Linked DNA regions of Homo sapiens: region 2 is linked to region 1. Evidence: chromatin contacts called from ENCODE Hi-C or POLR2A ChIA-PET data. All regions are on one chromosome and are shown on one strand. The core of a region is the stretch at or near the end of the contact, and the rest is flanking DNA. Distances in the headings are between cores, read along the strand shown.

Evidence for each region. Hi-C counts contacts between places; a loop is a spot of excess contacts on that map. ChIA-PET counts read pairs that join two places held with the same protein, here RNA polymerase II (POLR2A).
Region 2: a loop to region 1 is called in a map of gastrocnemius medialis, with 29 times the contacts of the local background. The contact joins the promoter of OSBPL5 here to the promoter of CDKN1C in region 1. A Hi-C loop is called at or near these places in 1 of 168 maps with a recorded cell type or tissue (gastrocnemius medialis). POLR2A ChIA-PET finds 5 or more read pairs at or near these places in 2 of 52 experiments (CD4-positive, alpha-beta T cell and activated T-cell).

Annotation. Positions count from the first base shown.
Region 1 is chr11:2,884,509-2,887,043 of GRCh38, reverse strand. CDKN1C (cyclin dependent kinase inhibitor 1C) reads left to right here and starts at 1,269. Exons shown (of 4, transcript NM_001122630.2): 1 at 1,269-1,410; 2 at 1,578-2,374. The coding sequence starts at 1,588. RefSeq lists enhancers at 1-607, 608-1,443, 1,444-2,279.
Region 2 is chr11:3,164,043-3,166,577 of GRCh38, reverse strand. OSBPL5 (oxysterol binding protein like 5) reads left to right here and starts at 1,268. Exons shown (of 22, transcript NM_020896.4): 1 at 1,268-1,362. RefSeq lists enhancers at 74-786, 2,530-2,535.

The DNA.
Region 1 (2,535 bases), core at 20-2,519:
CTGCTGGACCCTCCAACAGGTGTCTGACAGTCCCCATCCCGATCTGGGAGGCTCCTGGTTTGAGGAGGGGGCTCCCTGCCTCATGGTAGGTGGGCCAAAAGGGAGGCAGCAGGAAATAATGGTCTCTTTTGGTCTGGCCTGGCTGGGGTGAAGCACCGTGTGTGTGCGTGCGTGTGTGTGTGTGTGTGTGTGTGCGTGCGCGCACGACCGAGGTCTGTACCAGGAAGGGCTGCAGGCGGGGGAGGGGCATGGTCCTTCACAGCCCCTTCCCCTATGACCTCGGGCAGATCTTTCACTTTTACCCAGTACAACAGCTTCCAGCCAGCCTGGACAGGCAGATCCCGGGGCTGGAGTGGTCTGGCCCAAGGCTGAGAAGGGCTGGGACCCCCGACAGTGACATGATGGGCTCAGCCCCTGTTCCATCTACTGGGCAGGGTGGGCCTCCGCAGATAGCGGCTTCAGACTCCAGCTCCAGGGGGCTGGTGGGAGTCTCTCAAGGTGTCCCACACATGGTCCCTCGGGGAAAGAGTGGAGCTGACCCCTGTCCCCCCTCCCGACTCGAGGGCCTTAGGGCCAGCAGGTGTGTGAGGGCTCCAGGCGCGCGGAGCCCTCGAAGGGACACCAGCCCAGCAGCAGCAGGCCGCGCGGGGGCAGCCGAAGACCCCATCCGGCGCAGGCCAGGGCCGAGCTGGCAGCGGCGGGTCCAAGCCTCGTCAGCTGGCGCAGGAGGCCCACGGGCGAGCGCGGGACGGAGCTGGGCGCCGGGGTCCGGACCGGGCCGGGGTCGAGTTGGGCCTGGCCGGACACCGGACCCGCCAGGAGCCGGCCCCTGCCGCGCTGGGCTGAGGCCCCCGCCTGCAGACAAAGGAGCCGGCGGGGGGCGGGAGCCGGGGGGGTGGGGGAGTGTTGCAGGGGGGATGGGGCGAGGGGGCGGGCGTCGCGGTGTCACGTTACCGCCCGCAGCGCCCTTTAACTCCCGCCCCCGCCCCGCTCACCGCCCCCTTCCCCTGCTACAGCGCGCTCGCCCCGCGGCCGCCAATCAGCCGCGCGCCCCGGCCGCGCGCCCCGCCCCGCCCCCGGTGGGTGTGCGCGCGGCCAATGGGCGGTGCGCGGGGGCCGGGCCGCGGCGGGGCGGGGCAGCGGGGCGGCCGCCAATCGCCGTGGTGTTGTTGAAACTGAAAATACTACATTATGCTAATCGCGGCCGGGCCCGCGCGCACGGGGGTGGGGCCCGCGCGTATAAAGGGGGCGCAGGCGGGCTGGGCGTTCCACAGGCCAAGTGCGCTGTGCTCGAGGGGTGCCGGCCAGGCCTGAGCGAGCGAGCTAGCCAGCAGGCATCGAGGGGGCGCGGCTGCCGTCCGGACGAGACAGGCGAACCCGACGCAGAAGAGTCCACCACCGGACAGCCAGGTAGCCGCCGCGTCCCTCGCACACGCAGAGTCGGGCGGCGCGGGGTCTCCCTTGCGCCCGGCCTCCGCCCTCTCCTCCTCTCCTTTCCCCTTCTTCTCGCTGTCCTCTCCTCTCTCGCTGCCCGCGTTTGCGCAGCCCCGGGCCATGTCCGACGCGTCCCTCCGCAGCACATCCACGATGGAGCGTCTTGTCGCCCGTGGGACCTTCCCAGTACTAGTGCGCACCAGCGCCTGCCGCAGCCTCTTCGGGCCGGTGGACCACGAGGAGCTGAGCCGCGAGCTGCAGGCCCGCCTGGCCGAGCTGAACGCCGAGGACCAGAACCGCTGGGATTACGACTTCCAGCAGGACATGCCGCTGCGGGGCCCTGGACGCCTGCAGTGGACCGAAGTGGACAGCGACTCGGTGCCCGCGTTCTACCGCGAGACGGTGCAGGTGGGGCGCTGCCGCCTGCTGCTGGCGCCGCGGCCCGTCGCGGTCGCGGTGGCTGTCAGCCCGCCCCTCGAGCCGGCCGCTGAGTCCCTCGACGGCCTCGAGGAGGCGCCGGAGCAGCTGCCTAGTGTCCCGGTCCCGGCCCCGGCGTCCACCCCGCCCCCAGTCCCGGTCCTGGCTCCAGCCCCGGCCCCGGCTCCGGCTCCGGTCGCGGCTCCGGTCGCGGCTCCGGTCGCGGTCGCGGTCCTGGCCCCGGCCCCGGCCCCGGCTCCGGCTCCGGCTCCGGCCCCGGCTCCAGTCGCGGCCCCGGCCCCAGCCCCGGCCCCGGCCCCGGCCCCGGCCCCCGCCCCGGCCCCGGCCCCGGACGCGGCGCCTCAAGAGAGCGCCGAGCAGGGCGCGAACCAGGGGCAGCGCGGCCAGGAGCCTCTCGCTGACCAGCTGCACTCGGGGATTTCGGGACGTCCCGCGGCCGGCACCGCGGCCGCCAGCGCCAACGGCGCGGCGATCAAGAAGCTGTCCGGGCCTCTGATCTCCGGTGAGCCCCGCACGGCCCCGCCCCGGCCCGGCCCGGCCCCGCTTTGTCCGGCCGGCCGGTCCCCCCAGCCCTCGGGGGCCTCGCTGGGTTCCCGCCTCCTCCCGTGGCATTAAAGGGCCCGCAGCGCTCAGGGCGCGGCTGCGCCCTTACCCCCCTCCCCG
Region 2 (2,535 bases), core at 19-2,518, 280 kb before region 1:
GTCCGATCAGCCCACTCGCCTCCGTAAGCCGTGGGTTCCTGTGATCCGCACACAAGCGGCTGGTGCTGCTATCCCCAGGAGGATACCCACCAACTTGTCTAACGGGGTGGGCAAGGCCAGGGCTGAGACGGGAAGGGGTCTGGCTTGTTGTGGGCAGAGCACCTGCATGCTGTGCCGTTCCCCCTTCAGGTGCTGGAAGGAGCCTTCCTGGGCCGCTCGCCCTCCGCAGCCCTGCTGGGAGGTCTTGCAGACGCCCATGATAGCCAGGCTTGCGGCCTCCCGAATGCAACTGCAGCGTGAAACCGTAGAAACACACGTGTCAGTGGCAGTTCTGCCTGGGGAGGAGCCCAGGGCTCTCTGCGGAGGGTCAGTTCTGTCCCTGTTAAGGTTCTGTGTGGAAAAGACTCCACGCCCTCTTGGGGTCTACCTACATCTGGGGATGCCCGAGCCCAGCTCCCAGTTTTTCTGGTCATTTGGGGACATACCATAGGAAGGACCTGCAGTGCACCTCAGGCTTGGACACTAGGGATGCAAACGCCCTGGGGCCAGCCCTGGGCCCACACCCAATTTAGGGTCTACAGGCAGGGAGCCAGGGGCCAGGGGAGGACTTCTCAGCTCCCAAGGGGATGCTGTTTAGGGGAATTAGAATGTCTTTTATATACAAGAGAACTGAGGGGTCTAAAAAGGTCTCTGGGGGGTAGAAGAAGGTGAGGAGAAAACACAGGAAGAAATGCACATGAGGGGAGGTTCTTGTCAAAAGGGTCCTGAGAAAGACGTACAGTTAGAGTGTGACTGAGGGTCCTTCTTAGCACATAAGGGGCAGGGACAACGGGCTCAGATGTCTGGGGCTCCTCTTGTGTTCTGATGGCTCCTGAGACGGGGAGAAACGGCGACAGTTTCCTGGGTTCAGGAAGGGAGAGGAGGCGCCTCGCACCCTGGCTAGGGTGGGCTGGGGGCCTGCACCCCTAAGTTGGAGAACCCCACGAAGCTGACCCCACTCACCGCTGCCCACCCCGCCAAGCCTCCTGGCCATTTTCAGCGGAGTGTCCCGACCTCTGGCCGCCCGGGTGGGTGTGAGCCCCGGAGCGCGCGCGGGGGGTTGGGGGATGAGGAGAAGCGGCAGCCGGTGGGGGGCAGCCCCTGGGCGCCCGCTCCGCGCGGCGATTCGGCCCGGGTTTTGCGGCCGCCGCGCCTCCTCCTCCCGCCTCCGGGCTCCCTGGGCCTCCTCCCTCCGCCGCGCCCTCGCTCCGCCTCGCGCGGGGGGACCATCTGCTGGCATTTCCTGCAGCCAGGCCCGCGCCGCCAGTGGAGCCCCCGCGCGCCCGGCCGGCCCGGAGCACCGAGCTCGCGGCACGGTAGGAGGTAGGAGCGCGGCGGCCCGGGGGGCGGCAGGGCGGCGGGGGGATGGCGGGCTGGGAAGGATCCGGAGGGCCCCGCCGGGCAGGGCCGGAGCGAACCGAGGGCCGCGGGGGGCCGGCCGAAGGGATCCAGGAGCTCGCGCCGCAGCCCCGCGGACCCTGGCAGTAGCCAGTGCGGGGAACCACGCCGCGGGGCCGGTCGCGCGCTGGGGAGCTGGGGAGCGCGGGAGCCTGGGGGCGCCCCGGGCCAGGACGGGTCGGCGCCTGGCGGGTTGGGGCGGGTGGGGCCCGCGAGTGGGAAGCGGCGCGCCCAGCTCGGCTCCCCACTTGGTGGGGCTTAAAGGAGCCGGGACCGCCAGGGAAGGTGGCTGGGTCTGACCACCACAAACCCTGGCCAATCAGGGGGTCTGTCCCCCCAGCTCGGCCGACGCGGGCTCCAAGGAGCCAGGTCTTGATGGGTCTGCAGGGGGTCTGGGATCTGAGTCTGGCGTCCCAGCTGCGGGCTTGGGAGGACTGCTGTGTCTGAGTCCGCAGAGTCAGGGGGCTGCCTGGATTACAGGCTAGGGAAGGACCTTGCCCACAGCCCCCATCTCTGGGGCACTGACCCCCTGAAGATGTGGAGCCTTAGGGATTGTTGAGGTGCCTGAGTCCTCAAGAGGGTCTTGTGCACTTGAAGATTCCTCCCGGGGAGCGGGGTGCAGGAGGGTGGGGCAGGCAGGAAGGAGGCTGGAGTCTGCAGCCCCCCGGGCAACAGGCCCGTCCTGGGCTTCCCAGGCACCGCCCCCAACCCCCACCCAGACCGCTGGGCTGCCTCCTGTCAGAAGCCAACTGGAGTTAGGGTTTGGGGTGACTCCTGGGGGTATGGAGGGGTCACAGGGTGGGCTTACCTGCCCCTCCCTCGTCCCTGGGCTGAGCCCAGCCCCTCCCTCATCCTTGGGCTGAGCGGGTCTGCCCCGCCGAAGCGGCTGGGTGGATTTCCTCTCTTGCCGTTTCGCAACTTGCTCCCCTCTGTGTGTCTGCCCCAGTCTCTTCAAGGTGCCTTTTACAGGAAGACTTCTGTAAGGGTCCCACCCCACCTGATACAGCCTCCCAAAGCCTGGAGAAGTGGGCCAGCCTTTGGGATCCTAGATAGATGCTCTTGGGTCTGCCTGCACCAGGGCTGATCCAGATCCCAGAC